Linked DNA regions of Mus musculus: region 2 is linked to region 1. Evidence: chromatin loops called from intact Hi-C (ENCODE). Cell type or tissue: gastrocnemius. All regions are shown on one strand. Links, peaks and the distances in the headings refer to the core of each region. The heading gives the core; the rest is flanking DNA.

The links. Peaks named below come from ENCODE experiments on the same cell type or tissue, not always from the same donor. Only the 100,000 strongest peaks of a DNase experiment are listed, where the experiment ranks them.
Region 2: a loop joins it to region 1, with 4 times the contacts of the local background. A loop is called at or near these places in 4 of 42 quality-filtered maps.

The regions. Positions count from the first base shown.
Region 1 is chr6:141,438,951-141,446,950 of GRCm38, reverse strand. All of the region lies in intron 2 of Pde3a (phosphodiesterase 3A, cGMP inhibited), which reads right to left. Among named protein-coding and RNA genes, the nearest start is that of Slco1c1, 81 kb to the left of the region's middle. In gastrocnemius, for the core only: no CTCF peak of the experiment used is centred there; no DNase peak of the experiment used is centred there.
Region 2 is chr6:140,710,507-140,721,069 of GRCm38, reverse strand. All of the region lies in intron 4 of Gm30215 (a long non-coding RNA gene), which reads right to left. Among named protein-coding and RNA genes, the nearest start is that of Gm30215, 36 kb to the right of the region's middle. In gastrocnemius, for the core only: no CTCF peak of the experiment used is centred there; DNase peaks (open chromatin) are centred at 4,619, 5,890, 8,151 and 8,410.

The sequences.
Region 1 (8,000 bases), core at 1-8,000:
AGTTATCGCTTGTGAGGAGCCATGCATCTTCTACCATCTGTTTCTGTGTGGCACACTCTCTTCCTAGAAGTCATACTTCTCTGCCATCTCTCACCTGTAGGAAGACTCTCTTTCTTCTGAAGAGCTATGCTATCTTAATCATCGCTCAAATGTATAGCACAGGCTTCCTTTCCAAAATCACCTGTCCCATTCTCACAGCCTGTGTGTGTGTTTGTGCTGCATTTCTCACATTGTGTGTGTGTGTGTGTGTGTGTGTGTGTGTGTGTATGTGTATACACATGTGCATGCATGCGCTTGTGCCCACACTTGCATGTTTCATAAATAACCACAATAGGGAATTACATGTGGAAAAAATGAAATCAAATGATATATAAAAATGGATTGTGTTTCTGATGTACTTTATAAAATGGGAGAAGCTGGGGTGGGCTGAGGGTACCCAGCATCCTGAGTACCCTGAGCCTAGTCCTCAAGACTGTCTCTTAAAATATTATGTTAAAAAATATACTTTTCTGGGTGGTTATGCAACTACGTAAAAATTATTTCCTCCTTTAGGTTTTGGACAATACAATAAGGGCAATGACAGGTGTCATTTACTTGCTTAAACCCAGAGTTCAGAGTAGAACTAGAAATACTACATACTCTAAACCTTCAGAGAGGTCCATTCCTTCTTCCCAATTCTGTGCTACAAGAAAGTAAAAGTGGAGACGTTATGGTGTGCAATATGTCCCTGAAAACAAATCACTGCATTAAGATAGCTCCCTGAGACAGCAATCTCAATCTTCTAGAACAGTTTCCTATTCTAAACTAATTTCTAAAAGTCTCTTGAGGAACTACAGCCAAGAGTGAAACCTGCTCTCAACAGCTTGTTCTAGAATAAGTTTCTCTGGAAAGTAGCAAATGTCAATTTGAAGACGTAATAACTGATAAGGAAAACAACTCTACAATGTTTTCCTATAATCTGATAATACTGAAATCACAGGCAGGGGATTCCGATATACATGTGAATCTCTCTTTTTTTTTCTTTTCTTTTCTTTTTTTTTTAAAGAGAAGATCTTAGTGGGCCTCTAGGGAGAGGAAAAAAAATATGGTACTTTGGGTACAATTTTCATGGTGAACTTTGAGCACCTCAGGTAGAAAGGATGAGCATGAAGTTGAAGAAACTATATCTCAGCAGCAATGGAAGCCACAATCACGATCTTTGGTTAACCTCCCAAGTGCAATGAAGAACCCTGCAGAACAGTGAGTGGTGTGAGCATTATGTATGAGGAGAGGAGTTAGTTGCTCTCATGTTCAAAACCATGGAGACAGGAAAGCTTCATCAGATGGAGCCCAAAGGAATCCATGTGTATGAGGTTCATGGGTTACATATCACTGAAGAAATGTGTGGGGTCAATGGAGTGGGTGATCAAAGCTTTGCATTAGAGTGCTCATGCCTTCATGAGCACACTTACATATACATTATTAAAATAAATTAATTCTTAAAAATAAAAAGCAAAAACCAAGAAGTACATGACTGAAGTCAGGCAAGGATGAAGAAAGATGCCTGGCTAACTGTCCTAGAGATGTGATGAGGTAAAGAGCATGCTCGTTGACTAATGAACAGGTAACAGAAAAACTGATTATCAAGCCTTGGATTGTACAAGAAAAATAAAGGTTTGCTTTCACAGATCTGTGTACTAGGCACTGAAGACTTCTGGTTTTTATTATCAGAAAATCAACTTCACAGAAACTTAAGAGGCCAGACTTCAAGATGGCTGTGTCCAAGGCTGCAAGAACACACTAGTGGTTTGAATGAGAACTGTCCCTCAAGGTCTTGATCTAAATACTTGGCTCCAGAAGGCAGTACTATTTGGGGTAGGTTTGGGCAGTGCAGCTTTGCTGGAAAATAGGCACTGCTGTGGACAGACTTTGAGATTACACAGTCTTACCCTATTTACAGTTCACTCTCTTCTTATACTTGGGTTTGATAATATGAGCATTCATCTTCCTGCTCCTCTGCAGACTAAGAGCTTTCTTGACACTTTTCTCTGCCATGATGGACTCCCATCCCTCTGAACCATAAGCCCAAATAAACTCTTTCTTCTATAAGTTGTCTAGGCCATGGTAATTTTTCACAGCAACAGAAAAGTAACTCAGATGAACATCAAGCATAGGAAACAATGGCACTTGCAACTCCAGTGAAAATAGATTCTTCTAAAGTTGGCATCAAGGTGAATCAAAGGTACCCCGGAACCCATCAGGTACAGAAAAGTCAATACATTTGTTCTTGTAGCCTTTTTTACTTTTATCTTCTCTTTCTATAATATTTTCTTAGTTCTTTCCTCTAGAAATATTTTCAGGATCTCCAGGACTCACAACAAAATATGTGAACAAGTCACTTGTGAGCATACAAAAATCCATGATTCTGACCAACAGCCTCAATGAAATGTTCTTGTTTGAAATCAAAAAGGTACAACAACAATGAAGGGTACCAATGTCCTCAATTGTTCTAATACAAGAAAAGCACTTCAAAAATACTCCATTAATCTATAAAAAAGCAACCAATTCAATTTTCACAATTAATAAAATATACTTTGCATTAAGAAGAAAGCTTTGTGGATTTATAGAGAAATCAAATTTCAAAACATATGAATAACAAATATTAGAATCTAAGATTGTTTCCTAACAAAATTATGCTATAGATGATGCTTGGTGAGCTTATGTAGACACATCATAAGCACAGTGACATTCCTTTCCTTTGCCTTCCTCCTTTTTTCCCCTCTCTCCCTTCTTCCTTCTTTCTCTCCCTCCCTCCTTCCTTCCCCTCCTTCCTTTCTTTTCCTTTCTTGCCTTTCTTCCTTTTTTCTTTCTTCTTTTCTTCAAAACAAAAAAAAATGTTTTAAAATGATAGGCAAAATAACAATAATTATAAAATGAAAACTTTGGATACCTTTGATCCTTTTTCAACTTTCCAAAATGCAATTCCCTGTTCTGAAACTGTCATGATAAAAGGAAGGACTTATGACTTTCAGAATCTTAAACTTTGTGCACGGCAAGAAAAGCTCTGTGCCTATAGTTAGGGATGCTGCCATTTGTTACCGGTTGTGTGGTGGTCTCAAGGCTGCATTAGCTGTTCTCAGTGGGAATACTGCAGTTACCTGTCGTGGTTAATACAAAATTATTTTTGCCAATTCATTTCATGCTCTTGCTACACTCTTCTAATTAATCTTCTCGAGCTTTGGCTCTCACTATCAACCTGTGAACGTCATCAGCAAATGCCAAGATTTCACAGTATCCTCCCTTTCTCCACATTTTCTTTGGAAATGCCAAATTAGACTCTCTCAAGCACAAAGTTTTAGGAAAGGCAGTATTAATAGCTCTCAATTGAAAACCAGGCTATGTGTGCCTGGTGTCATGATTCATATCTGTATTGCTGGGCTGAGGGATAAATATTGCCAGGAAGCAAGAGACAAGATTGTGGTTACATAGTTCAGGCCATTCTGTGTGAGACTATCTCAAAACTTCTAAGAATGAAGGAAGAAAGGGAAGGAGGGAGGGAAGAAGGAAGGAAAATAAGTATGAAAGGAAGAAGGGAGGAAGGAAAGAAAAGAGGGAAGAAAAGAAGGAAGGAAGGCCTTTTCTCTATTCCTATTCTCTGCTTTCATATATAAGGGAAATCTTCCTACCATTCTCCCTTGGAAGCAAAAGTTTTGGTACTTTCTAGAACCATCTGTGGTTTTAGTAAGGTGATTGTCTTCATTTATGTATTAGGTTACAATAAAATAAAATTTTATATTGTATCTGTCTACAAATCTGAGTCAAAGGCTTCAGTTTGAGGAAATGGCTTGAGTTATAATCTTATATTAGGATTATTGAGAGACAATTAAAATATGATTATCTTCAAGTTAAAAGACCTCAGTGGCTCAAAATATAGTGAACAGGAAGAAGTGGGACCTTTTAGGAATAATTAAAGAAATGTCTTCTATTCTTGACTGTTATCATCAATGGCTGGCTGTGTAAAGAGAAATCAGTAAATACGTCAGATATGAGTCACTTGAAATTTTTGTCAGAGATTCCTTTCCTCCACATGGTCATAATGATAGGTTCAGTCAATGCTTTCAGAAGCCCTTGTTACAGCAATAAAGGTCAATTTAAGGAATACAGAGAGCCAAAATTATAGATACTTAAAACAAAGTATCTATACAAAGAAGGGAAAATCAGTTCCAGAAGCTTAGTATCATAAAACATTAAACATTGCTGGTTGCCAGTATTCCCACCCTTGGTATCTGGAGAGAGGATATGAACAAAATTTGCTTTGAATTTTTGTTAGCTATTATTTTAGTCAATTTCAGTTTTATTTGGTCTTAAGGAGATGAGAAGTGAAACATTGTGTAAGCTTCTTTGTTAAACTATGAGCAAAGAACAAATAGAGAACACCTTTCAAAACAGAGAACAAAAGACAGGCAGAAAATCCCTGCAAGTACTGGCTTTGATAGCAGATTAAAGACAATTCAATTTAATATGGGAGAAAGCTAAATACAGCCCCAGACTGTGTCCTAATGAGCTTCAATACTTCACAAAAATAATTGCAAGTTACTGAGTCATTTCCACTATCAGCCTTACTCTATACCAGTCAAAAGATAAAGTGCCTTCTTAGGTTCCCATCGACAGTATCTGGTTGTTGGATTCATTGATGGCTTCAACCATCATCTTATGAAGCAGAGTGACATTTAGATAGAGGAATCCATATGTCTAATGACACTCAAAGTGTCATTGTTCTTAACTTTCTTCAAAGTTTATAAACTACTTGTGTATTGGTCACTTTCCTATGGCAGTGATAAAACACCATTGCCAAGACAGCTTATAAAAAAAGTGAGTTTATTTGAGCTTATTGTTCCAGAGGAGTAAAGACTTTCTATCTAGGCAAGGAAACCTGGAGGCAATCAGCATGGTTCCCCAAGTAGGAAACTGAGAACTCAAGTCCTCAATGGCAAGCAGAAATCACAGAACAAACTCGGAGTGGCTGAAGTCTTTAAGACTCTGAAAGCCTACCCCTAGTGACATACTTTCTCCACCAATCTTCTCCAGGCATTCAAACACCTGAGCCTGCAGAGGACCTTTTCATCCAAAGTGTCAAAATGTCTTAGTAACTTCTCTTGCTGTAAATGAAACTCTGACCAAAGTAGCTTGAGGGGCAATGCATTTATTCTGGGTCACAGTGTGACAGTGGGGAAAGCATGGTGCCAGCAGTTTCAAGTAGCTGGTCACATTGCAGCCACAGCCAGGAAGCAGAGATGAAAGCCAGTGCTCAGGTCATTTTCTCCGTTTGATATGGTCCAGGATCCCCACCCAAAGAACAGTTTTGTCTATGGTTAATATAGGGCATGCCACAACAATTAACCTAGTCAAGATAATCTCTCACCATTGCAACCGGAGGCCAAACAGTTCCTAAGAGGTATATCTGTAGGTTCATTTCATAAATGGTTCCAGATCCTGTCTAGTTGATGATTAATAACACTAATTACAACCCACTAGGTTCATGATTGTCTTACTTAATTTTTTTTCAGTTTGTATTTATTTATTTTGTTTCACGACTATAGTGTGTGTTGATGTCAGGGAACACCTTGTTGGAATAGCGTCTCTCCTCCTACTATGTAGGTCCCTGAGGTTTAAGTCAGGTCATTCAGGCTTGGCAGTAAGTATGTTTTATTCACCAAGCCATCTCACCAGAAACTACCGATGCTTTATACTAATTATGATCATTAGGATGGATCCTCAAGCTAGAAATTTGGCTAAAGATGAGTAAGACAAGAGAATGTGAGCTCATGAGAAATGAAGACGCCTTTGTGCTTCTGCCTCTTCAGAAGGACCTATGCTGCCTCCAGTAGCTATAGGTGGGATTGTCATTAAGAAAAGACAATCTAGACAATAGAACAGTAGAATTAAACAAAACAATAAAACCCCCAGGTCACTGTTCCTACTGTTTAGATGGTAACTTCACTAACCCTTGAGGACTTGTAGCCATGAAAAGAACATCTCTTCATTGCTATGGCTTGTCTCAGCAAAACTTCCTCCTTATTTGTGGCTAGAAATACACCAGTATAGCAAATCATTTTTATTGTCCTGTTTTTTTCACAGACTATGTCCTGGCTGAATAGCTAAGCAGGAGAATAAGAGAAAGTATCTAGCTAGTAGTCTGGGCTATACTTCCACTTAAGAACTTGGCATCAGTTAGAATCTTTCAAAAGTCAAAAAGTTATGAGTCAAAATAGATTATCCTATGGTCTGCCGACCCTAGTAGCTCACTGAGGGACAGGAGCGTTAAAGAACTTGGGTATGCTATCCTTTCCCCGAGGCTTTAATTTAACTTGATTAAATGTGTACAGATGCACGAGACTATCTCTTATGGGTAAAAGTATTCATGGTCAAAGTATCCTTTCTTCCTTTAAGTATTAGCCTCCTCTCTGTTTTACTCTGGTTTCTCCAATGCAGATGGTATATCTTTTATATGAATTGCTTTCTGTGTTCTCCTTCTGTTCTTCTCATCCCAAAGCGTGTTACCATTTTCCTAACTAAGTTGCTCTTTGACCCCACAAAGTGCTACCCATTTCAAAACATGTATTCTGTCAGGATTCAAACCTCCATGAATGAAGGCGTTCTCAGACGTTCTCTGTCCAATGCAAGTGTCTGGTGAGCAACTCTCCTGACCCAGTATTCTCCTCTCCCTGCATAGCTCCCTTCCTCCTCTGGCCTGCTTGTCTTCCTCCTTTCTCTGAGAACAAGCTTGCCTGGGCTTGTTCCTCCTCCATCCTCGACTGATATGACCACAGGATCCCATTTTCACTCACTCAAACTTGTCTTCTGCCCTTTCAGCTATCACCCAATGTGATCAGGAAAGTCCCTTATTCTACAGTTCTAACCCCACCCATCCCTCTCTCCCCTACCTCCCCCCTTCTCTCCCTCCCCTCACCCAAGCAGGGCTATTTTCTACTCAACCTGACCACAGGATAAGCTTTTCTTAAAAGTAGTTCTTACACCCATTTCTATCTCTCGAGGTAGTTTCCTCCTGTATTTCCACTCTTAGCAAACAGTACATCCTCCACCTGGCCCAACAATGACTGAATTTTGTTTGTTTCAGTTTGTATTATTTGCTTTCTTCATTCTAACATTAAATCAATCATCAGACCTACTTAGGACTTGTAAAAATACCCTCACTCCTTCCTTAAGGAGCCGTTTTTTTTTTTTTTACCCAAGCACAAATGGACCATTTTCTTTCAGTTTCTTTTTTACCAATCTGAGTTTTTCCTTGTATAAAATATAAAAATGGGGGTGGGGGGGTGGGTCCTGCCTTGGTATCTGATGGCTCTCTAAAGCTAGAGGACAAAGTTCAACTTCATGGCACAGCTTTAACCTTTAACCTTTCCCTAGTTAAACCTCCATATATTTTATAAATAAAGTCTTGTCTTCCAAAATATTACCAGTAATGGTTTGAATATGAAATATCTCACATAGATTCATGTGTGAACACTTGGTTCCTAGCTGATGGTGTGATTTTGGAAGCTTTTGGAAGCTTTAGGGGTTGGGGTTACACTGGAGGAAGTAGGTTATTGGAGCAGACATTGAGGTATCATAGCTTGTCTCCATTTCCTGTCTGTTCTCTGCTTCCAGAGTGTTGATACATGTGACCAACTGTCTCATGCTCCCGTTGCATGCCTTCCATACCAGAGAGTACCATGTCTATTCAAACTGTAAGCCAAAGCAAGCCCCTCCTTCCTGTTGCATGCCTTCCATACCAGAGAGTACCATGTCTGTTCAAACTGTAAGCCAAAGCAAGCCCCTCCTCCCGGAAGTTGCTCCTTTTTAGGAATTGGATACAGAAATAAGAAACATAACTAATACCCACACACACCTCACACCCTGGCTCACTGTGCAACTAGAACTGAGAAATTAAATCTCTCTTAAATGACACTCATGATCAAGCTTTAGAATATGAAACATCCTAGCTTCATGCCCTCACAAAC
Region 2 (10,563 bases), core at 1,544-9,543, 730 kb after region 1:
TGTCACTCTCTCTTTGTATCTGTAATTGGATTGTTTTGCAATGTTTGATTCAAAAATTGTTATTTGAGTCGCTGATTTGAGTTTCATAAATAAAATAAAATATAATAAAATAAAAACACTGTGAGATGAATTTTGGCTTGGGAATAAGATAGAACTTCCAACAGTTTCTGAAATGGCCCCAAAGCTATTTCTGCCATTTTCTACGACATGCTTATGCGAACCAGTAGTCTCAGAACTGGTAATTATGACATCAAAATATTGATCTAGTCTGGGAAATGTTGAAATTTAATTCTTTATATAAAATTAAACAGGCACATACATCCCATTAGCATTGCAAATTTGCTTTAGTCTTTAGTAAATGGTAAAATTGTGTATATAACAAAGATTTGTCTTAAATTTCTTAGCAAGGTGTGGTACCACACTCCTTTAATCCTAGCACTCAGGAGGCAAACAGGCAAATCTCTACAAGTTTGAGGCCAGCCAGAACTACAGTGAGAAGCTGTCTCAAAACATAAATAAATAATAAAATAAATGTTTTTATGCTTTATTATCAGTAAATGTTTGGCTTGTTTACCCCTTTTCCACATCTTTTGTGATTCTCAGCCTTCGCGGTCAACCCACTGGATTTAGAATTATTCTGGGAACAGCTGCTTGGCGTGTCTGTAAGAGTGTCTCCAAGAGAGAGTAAGTGAAAGGGAAGTCTACCTGAGAGCAAACGGGAAGCTTTCTTCCAGGAGCTAGGGTCCCCAGTTAGACACAAGGGGAAAACTGGATGAATATGGGCATTGTCTCTCTGCCTTCTGATTGAAGGTGCAGCAAGCGCCCATCACCATGCTTGCCCTGCCGTGATGACTGTACCTTCAAACTGCGAGCCAAAAGAAGCCTTCTGCCGCCTGCCTGCCTGCCTGCCTGTCTGTGCGTGTTTGTGCCTGCGTGCCACCCTGCCTTCCTGAGTTTCTTTTAAGTCAGGTACTTTTACGTCAATAATAAAACCTATACATCCAGGGTTGTGTAGAACTTTCTCTGGTGAAAGAAGTCATAAATGGGGAAAGTTTAAGCCCCTGAAAGATGACTTCAGAAGCACTAATGGGACCATGGCTTGAGCTTGGGCTACAAACACCAAGCGCTTGCGGGTGCCAACAGAGTTCGTGGTGTAATCAAGGGGAATCCTAAAGTACAAAGCAAGCTCAGCGTGGGAACGTTATGGGGAAGGAATGGGAAATTCATTCCCAGGAGTCTTCTCTGCACATCAGAGAAAAGGAAGATAAATGAAGGCATTCAGGAAGGAACGTCTATAGATGAGGGGGAAAAGATGAAAAATGTCTTAATAGGCGCCACAGTGGCCAATGGGATACTTTTAAAGCTGTGCAGGGGAGGGGCTGGAGTGCTTTAAGAGCACTGGCTGCCTTTCCAGGTACCTAGATTCAATTTCTAGCACTCACAGGCAGCTCACAACCATCTATAATTCCAGCCTCAGGAGATCTGTCGCCATTTTATGGCCTTTGTGGGCACTGCATACATGTGATGCTTAAACATAGTTTCAGTCAAAACACCCATACATATAAAATAAAAATAAGTAAAATTTTTAAAAAACAGTTTAATCATACAGGGTTGTAGTGGTTTGAATGTAATTGCCCCCCATAGGCCCATAGAGAGTGGCACTATTAGGAAGTGTGACCTGTTAGAGTAGGTGTGATCTTCCTGGAGCATGTGCGTCACTGTGGGGGTGCACTTTGATGTCTCATATGCTCAAGCTACACCCAGTGTGATATACAGTCTCCTGTTGCTGCCTTTAGAGCAAGGTGCAGAACTTCAGCTCCTGCAGCACCATGTCTGCCTGCACACTGCCATATTCCCACCATGAGTTAAATGGACTGAACCTCTGAAACTGTAGGCCAGCCCCAATTTCCTTTATAAGAGTTGCCAGGGTCATAGTGTCTCTTCACAGCAATAGAAACCCTAACAAAGACAAGAGTAAATGGAGAATTTAATTTATTATTGTCAGTCCTGTTTCAAATCTATCTCCTCTCTTAAAAGTAGAGACAGACATTATGACCCTTGATCCTTAATATTGAAAAAAGAAAGAGTTTCTCAAAGGTCACCAATGGCTTCATGGCTTTGCCTGGGTAGAGGAGATTCTTGAAGACATTTTGAGGATAACCTTGGCAATGAACACACTGTGGCAAAATAAGAAGCCAGCCAGTTGAGTTTTATGGAGGCTGGCAGAAGACATGAGATTCTCAAATCACAAAGAACAGGTTATTTTTTTCCCCTTACAATAGTAGAAGTTAGAATATCAGTATTTGACCCAGTTTCTCTTAGACTGGAATTCCAGGAGGAGATGCAGAGAGTCAGGTGGTCTACGTGGAAATGAACTGAGTTCCAGCAGAAAATGCTGAGCTTGGAGAAATAAAGTAACCACGGGAAGTGATCCAGAAGCCTTCTGTGCTAGAAAAGGACACTTACCCTGTGCAGTAGGCAGCCTTGCCTTTACTGATCCAGACTGCAGCTCCCAGCTCCATCTGCCAAGGCCATTTGTTTCTCACTGCTGCTGTTACAAAGTATCTCAAAGGTGGCCGCTTGACGAATACACACTTTCCTTCATGTTACAAAGGACAGATACCAAAGTGTGAGCAGGGTGCATTACTTCTGGGGGCAGAGGAGACCCCATTTCCTTCAACTTTTCAAAGAAAACTACACGTGTATGTATGTGTGTATTTGCAAATACAACGTATATATGTATTTAGACACAGACAACCTGACTGATCCTAGGTCAAAGGACTGCCTTGGTCTACGTGGGTCAAGATGGTTGGTGGCAAGAATTACGGGAGGAAGAAATGAGTGACAGATGCTTCCAGCAACTGAGGATTTACTTCATTGTTAGAGCACTTGCATTGTATCTTAGACAGGGTCACTGTCTTAATTAGGGTTTTCATTGCTGCGCACAGACACCATGACCAAGAACTCTTCTTATATAGACATTTAATTGGGGCTGGCTTACAGTTTCAGAGGTTCAGGCCATTATCATCAAGGTGGGAGCATGGCAGTATCCAGGCACAGTGCAGAAGGAGCTGAGAATTCTACGTCTTCATCTGAAGGCTGCTAGCAGAATACTGACTTCCAGGCAGCTGAGATAAGGGTCTTAAAGCCCACACCCACAGTGACACACTTAATCCAACAGGGCTACATCTTCTAATAGTGCCACTCCTTGGGCCTAGCACACACAAACCATCATAGTCCCTATTGCTGTGATGAAACACCATGACCAACAGCAACTTAGTGAGGAAAAGGTTTATTCTGCTTACTCTTCCACAGCACTGATCATCATCAAAAGAAGGCAGGACAGGAGCTCAAACAGGGCAGGAACCTGGAGTCAGAAGCTGATGCAGAGGCCATGGAGTGTTGCTTCCTGGATCACTCCCATGGCTTGCTCAGACTGCTGAAGAACCCGGGACCACCTGCCTGGGGATTGAACTGTCCCCAGTTTAACAAAATTAACAAAGTGCCCTGTGGGCTTGCCTGCAACCTGATCTTACAGAGGCATTTTCAAACTCTCAGAGGACTTTAGCTTACATCAGGTTGGCATAAAACTATCCAGCAGGGGGCTGGAGAGATGGCTCAGTGGTTAAGAGCCCTGATTGTTCTTTTAGAGTTCCTGAGTTCAATTCCCACGGTGGCTCACAATCACCTGTAATGGGATCCGATGCCTTCTTCTGGTATGTCTGAAAACAGCTACAGTGCACTCACATACATAAAAATAAATAAGCAAATAAACAAACAAACAGAATATCCAGCACACATTGCTCATGTGAGACCCAGCACCACAAATAATAATAGTGATGATGAGGATGGTGGTGGTGGTGGTGGTGGTGATGGTGATGATGACGACTTTAAAAAATAAAAATAAAAAGGAAGTGCCTATGTTATGTGCTACCAGAGAGCTATAGAGTAGAAAGTCCTAGAATAATGTGGGTTGTCAGGTTATATATATATTATGACTTCAGACTGCCCCCACCAAAAACAACTTAAATAACGTTTTGTTTTGTTTTGTTTTGTTTTTCGAGACAGGGTTTCTCTGTATAGCCCTGTCTGTCCTGGAACTCACTCTATAGACCACGCTGGCCTCGAACTCAGAAATCTGCCTGCCTCTGCCTCCCAAGTGCTGGGATTAAAGGTGTGCGCCACCACTACTCGGCTACTTAAATAACTTCTGCATAACCCAGAAGATCTATCTCACACAGAGAAAGGGGATGCTTCATTGTTATTTTAACACCTAAACATGTTGGTGAATTTTGACATTTTTATGGTCCTATCTTTGGTAGCGTTTGAACAGTGGAGAAAAGAGACGGTAAGGATGCCTGAGCCTAGGCAGAAAGAACAGCGAATGGTAAACAGGGCTAAGGGCCAAAGGGGAAACGGACGAAAATACAAGCTTTGGTTGGGTTTTTTAAACTTAATTGGCACCTCATGCTGGAGTCAATGGCCAGCAGGTGGCTTGCAGTTAAGTGTACTAAGAGTGATACATCTGTTGAGGTCAGAGGTAGATTAAAGAATTAAGCCATGTGGCCGTGGGGCGTGGCAAGCCAGAGTCTGTTTAGATAACCAGCTGGGAAGTCATCAGACTGGAGCAGCTCCAGTCCTGAGGTTCCCTGTGCCAACAAAGCCCAGGGTCCAGCTCAGTGCAAGCATCATCCTCCTGGCCAATCAGAAGCAGCCAGCAAGCCTCTGAGCACTTTCCGGCAGTTTTTTCCATGCTTTCGTCCATGTCCACCAGTAAATGCTCTATCTATTCTAAGCTTCATCAGAGAAGCCCCAAGCCTCTTCTAGGATGGAGGAGGACAATTGATTTGGGCCCTACACTCTGTTTGAGTGTTGTAAGTATGTATCAATGCGTCTCCGCTAGCTATTACTCTGTTTGAGTGTTGTAAGTATGTATCAATGCGTCTCCGCTAGCTATTACTCTGAGTGTTGTAAGTATGTATCAATGCGTCTAACTATTACTCTGAGTGTTGTAAGTATGTATCAATGCGTCTAGCTATTACTCTGAGTGTTGTAAGTATGTATCAATGCGTCTAGCTATTACTCTGAGTGTTGTAAGTATGTATCAACGCGTCTCCGGATAGCTATTCACCAGCAGGCTGGAAACCCCAACAGGCACTAATGCTGGTGTTGAAGAATTTGTTCAAGAAGCCTTCTTTGGTGTCTGCCTTTACAGTGTTCCCCTGATTGGACAGACAAGGCCCCAGATTAAGAGTAATCTCTTTTCCTTAAAGTTAACTAATTATGGGTGCTATGTGAACCCCCTTCCAGGCAATAATTCAGTTAGTGTTGAAAATGCAACCAAAGTGAACGACACAAGAAAACCCCAAGGGTAAAAATATGATTTCTAGGCGTAAAAAAGAAAAAAAATGCATTGATATCTAAATGGGCTCCCTCTACTTTCTCTCCATGAACACACCCACTTGGACAGGTGGCACCAAACTACCTTCTAAAGAGATGGGGAAGCCAGTTGAGGCCTAATGTGTCTGGCGCTAGAAAGATGGAGAAATACACTCACAAACAAAGGAAGGGGCTGGCTGAGATGCCGCACCAAGCATCCTGGGGAAAATGCCTCCCCCTTGGTACCAGAACTGGGTTTGAAGGTCCAATGGTAAGATATGCAGAGCCCCGGTGCAGAGTTTATGCCCATGACTATAGAGAGTACTTGAATCCCTCCACAGTGATTTTACCCTAGAGCCAGGCAGAATCCCACAGTTCCTGACAGATACACGGGCAAATGGGCTTGCTTTGTACACAGGAAAAGACTTAAAAAACGATCCCAATTCAGGCTGAGCAGTGGCAGATGATTGACAAATCTGTGCTTGGAGCGCCCTCTAGTGCTCACACAGCGACAACACACCAACAGCGAGAAGCAATCTTGGATTTAGAGCTCCATCAAGTGCAGACATGGGTCGAGGTGGGCAGTGGAATGGTTTGGCAGGTAAAGGCGCTTGCTGCAAAGCCTGACAACCTGAGTTCGATGCCCAGGACCCACATGGTGGATGGACAGAACTCTCTTCTGTAAGGTGTCCTCTAACCTCCACATGTGGGCCATGGCACATGCGCACCCAGTCCTGTGCACTGGAGCACCCAAACACACCATCAGTCAATTAACTCTGAAACGTAATACACATGACTACAGGCTCAGAGAAAAACATTTCCTGAAAAATTAGATTGTGAGGTCCTAAGGAAATACTAACCCTTATATGCGCAGGATGATGTCATGCCAAGCATCAAGAGCCATCAGGGAAACAAGGCTTACCTAAAGATATGGCACCAGAGCCAGGCGTGATGGCACACACCTTTAATCCCAGCACTGGGGAGGCAGAGGCAGGCGGATTTCTGAGTTCGAGGCCAGCCTGGTCTACAGAGTGGGTTCCAGGACAGCCAGGGCTATACAGAAAAACTCTGTCTTGGAAAGAAAAAAAAAAAAAAGATATGGCACCAGGAATGGCCTGGATTACAACCCATGTAGACAGACACTCTGGGGAAGAACTTGAAAGAGCCACCCTGGGGAAACTCCTTGAGTTTTCAGAAGAGGATATTCTAACAGAAAGGCTTAAGCGGAAGACAGAAATGATTTCTTCAAATCAAACCGAAATCCCTGAGCTGAAAAATCATGAAACAAAGGTTTAGATGCAGTAGAGGTTCTTTATTTCGGAAGAAACCAAATGAGAGGGAATTCATGGGCTCAACAACAATCTATCTATGCAAATAAAGGTTGGGAGTGGGAAGAATAAAGAGAAATGGAGGAAGCTTGCAGAAATGGTGTCTCAAGAATTTATCACTGAATCCCAAGACACTAGAGACATGAGGGTGAGGGAACAGTTGGGTGGGTAGAGTAGCTGCTTGACAAGCTGAGTTTGCAGCCCAAGTGTGGACATGAAGACAGGCGCTGCAATTCGTATCCATTAGCACAGCTCAGTCTCATCCAAACCCAGGTTCAGCGAAGGATGCTGTCTCCTCGAAATAAGGAGGGGCTAGAGAGAAGGCTCTGAGGTTAAGTGTGCCTGCTGCTCCTGCAGAAGATCCGGCATGCATGGCCACTCACAATATCCCAGGTGAGGGGATATGGCATCCTCTTCTGGCCTCCACAGGCACCAGTCACACATACAGCGCACCCATACATAAATTCAAAACATGCATATACATACAAAATTTTTAAATATTTTTAGAAAAGAATACAAACTAAAAAAAAAAAAAAAAAGTCAAGCAGGAAGGTGGAGAAGCAGCTGGGACAGACATCCCTAATAGCTGGGACAGACATTCCTAACATTAACCTCCGGTCTCCATGTGCACCTACTCAGGTACACACGCCTACCTGCACAGACAGATGAGAGCAAAGCAAATACATATGTGTGTGCATGTATGAAAAACAAACAATTCAAGCCTAGAATTAGAAGGAAAGAAATAATAAAGATCAAAGTGGAAATAAATGAAATGAAGACTTTAAAAAGGCAGTCCAGCAGACGGATGAAATGAGCAGTTTGTTCCTTGAAAAAGATAAAATTGACAAACTCTTAACTAGGTGACTGTCTTAGTCAGGGGTTCTATTCCTGCACAAACATCATGACCAAGAAGCAAATTGGGGAGGAAAGGGTTTATTCAGCTTACACTTACACATTGCTGTTCATCACCAAAGGAAGTCAGGACTGGAACTCAAGCAGGTCAGGAAGCAGGAGCTGATGCAGAGGCCATGGAGGGATGTTCTTTACTGGCTTTCTTCCCCTGGCTTGCTCAGCCTGCTCTCTTATAGAACCCATGACTTCCAGCCCAGAGATGGTCCCACCCACAAGGGGCCTTTCCCCCTTCATCACTAATTGAGAAAATGCCTTACAGTTGGATCTCATGGAGGCATTTCCTCAACTGAAGCCCCTTTCTCTGTGATAACTCCAGCTGTGTCAAGTTGACACAAAACTAACCAGTACAGTGACCCTGGAAAAAAACACATTTACATACACATGTGCATAAACATATGAACTCACATACACACGCGCGCACTGCATGCTAGCCACCTGCCGCCCTGCATTTCCTTAGATCCCTGAGCGTTCCTAAGCGGCTGACGGCTCTGACTCGTGAACGTTCCAGCTTTTAGATGAGGCGGGTGTACTACCCCTTCTGTCCTGTAGGTGGCAGCACGATCTCTAATACTGCCTTTTCCTCCAGAAGTTAGCCATTTCTCTAAAAAAATACTTTTAATTAAATTTAAATTTAAATGACTAAAAATAAAATGAAGGTTAGGTTCTTTCAGGTATCTCCAAGGAGCTGAAGAGATTGTAAATGGAAAAAAGTGTCATTATGAGAGTAGGGGTGGAAAACGCAAAGGCCGGTGGGATCTACCTGCTCCCTGGGTCAATGTCAAAGAGGCCACACGCTGGGACTACCAGCACTGTCAATTCACAGCCTAAGTTGCAAGATTCTGAATAACAGCACTTGTTTATTAATTCACTTCATGCATGCTAACAGTCTCCCTGCTGTGTATAAAAGCAGCAACACGGAGCTCCAGCAGAACTGAAGGCAGCCGAGAAGGAGACCCCTTAAGAAGCAGGTCACTCAGTCACTCAGGCCTCCTGGAGTTTGTGTTCCCCTGCACAAGATAAGTGACTAACAAGGAGACCACTTAGTAGCTAATGTAAACTTAGCGCTGGTGGGAGTGACCGGTTCAGACCGGCTTGTCAACTAAGGACTCTGGGATTGTTAATTTAGCATTTAAAATTTGAATATATTATTACTGTATCTATGTGATTGTGATGAGGGGCTCACGTACAGTGTGGAGGTTAGAGGACAACTGTGTGGACTCCGTCCTCTTTGCACCTTTGTGTGTCCCGCGTACTGAACTGCTGCTGTCAGGCAGCAAGCGCCTTTAGCCAAAGATCCTCAACCCTGTCCACAAACCTGTCAGGTAAGTGAATATGCATCAGGACGGCCATGAGACCGTGTTAGTCAGCTTTCTGTCGCCATGGCAAGCACTAAGACAGTGACTTATACCAAGAAAAGCTCCATTGGGGCTCACACTGTCAGAGATTCTGCTCTGTGGCTAGTTAGCCCTGGTTCTTCGGCAGAGAGAGGCAGGATTGTATCACAAAGCAAAACCACTCCCAAGGCTCGGAGAGAAAAGAGATGGAAGAGACACAGGTCCTGTGATCTCCTTCCAAAGTACATTCCAGATGACCTAGAGATTTTGCCACCAGGTCTCATTTCCTGTAGTGTCCCACTATTCGCCAAGTTTTTAACCACCTGGATCTCCAAGGGACATTAAAGTCCCAAATGACAGCAATACCCAAGGTCACAGAAATAAGGAATCTCTCCGACGTTGACATCTCAGTGGGCTGGTTCAGAACGGATAATGCATTAGCTCTTGAACTGCAGGTAAAATGGGTTATTTGACTTTTTTTGTTTTGTGTATGTTCATGTATGTGAGCGTGGGCGTTCCTGTGTACGTACAAGGTGGTCAGCAGGCAGGCTCAACAGCCAGTCCTTCACCTTCCGCCCTGTTTAAGGCAGGGTCTCCCACTGTGTTCTCCAGGCCCATTGGTCCAAAGTGCATCCAGAGTTCCATCTCTGCCTTCTTCTCACTGTAGGAGAACTGGGATCACACAGGCCCCTTACCTCGAGAGTCCTGTTTTCTGTGGATTCCGAGGATATGAACTCAAACCCTCCAACGTGCGCAGCAAGTACTCTATTCGTTCTGCCCTCCCCCTCCCCCAGGTTATGTGGCATTTTAAAGGTACCGATCGGGTTTCCTGATTCCTGCTGGTGTTCTAGTCATTTCTGGTTTCGAAATCATGATTTTCTTTCTTTCTTTCTTTTCTTCTTTCTTTCTTTCTTTCTTTCTTTCTTTCTTTCTTTCTTTCTTTCTTTCTTTCCTCCCTCCTTCCCTCCCTCCCTCCTTTCTTTCTTTCTTTCTTTTTTTTTCTTTCTTTCTTTTTTGTGTTTTGTTTGTTTGTTTGTTTGTTTGGGGGGGTTGGATTTTTTTTTTTCCAAGACAGGGTTTCTCTGTATAGTCCTGGCTGTCCTGGAACTCACTTTGTAGACCAGGCTGGCCTTGAACTCAGAGATCCACCTGCCTCTGCCTCCCAAGTGCTGGGATTAAAGGTGTGAGCCACCACCACCCAGCTGGAAATCACAATTTTCTTCAGCCTATTTTTTTTTAATTATTTGTAATTACAAGGGAGTTTATCAGAACATTTGATCCTTTCTATAACATCAAATCAATGTCTCAGCACGATTATTTCAGATTTCTCGCTCTACCTTTGAATCCTTACATCTATTTAGTTTGAAGTTCTTATTTTGGTGGGAATTTTCTTTCCTGTCTAGTTCTCAGAAAGCAAATGAATTAAATTAAGTCATTGGACATTCTTCAGGCAACTGTGACAGGAACTCAATAAGGTGGGAAATGGGCTGATAACCTCAGGCGTCCTTCCACTACGATTTTCAATACCTATTTGGTCAGGCTTAAACAAAACTGGGTTCATTTGAGAGCCTTGGGTTTTGAATGCAGAGTGCGCCCCTGGCTGGGTCCTT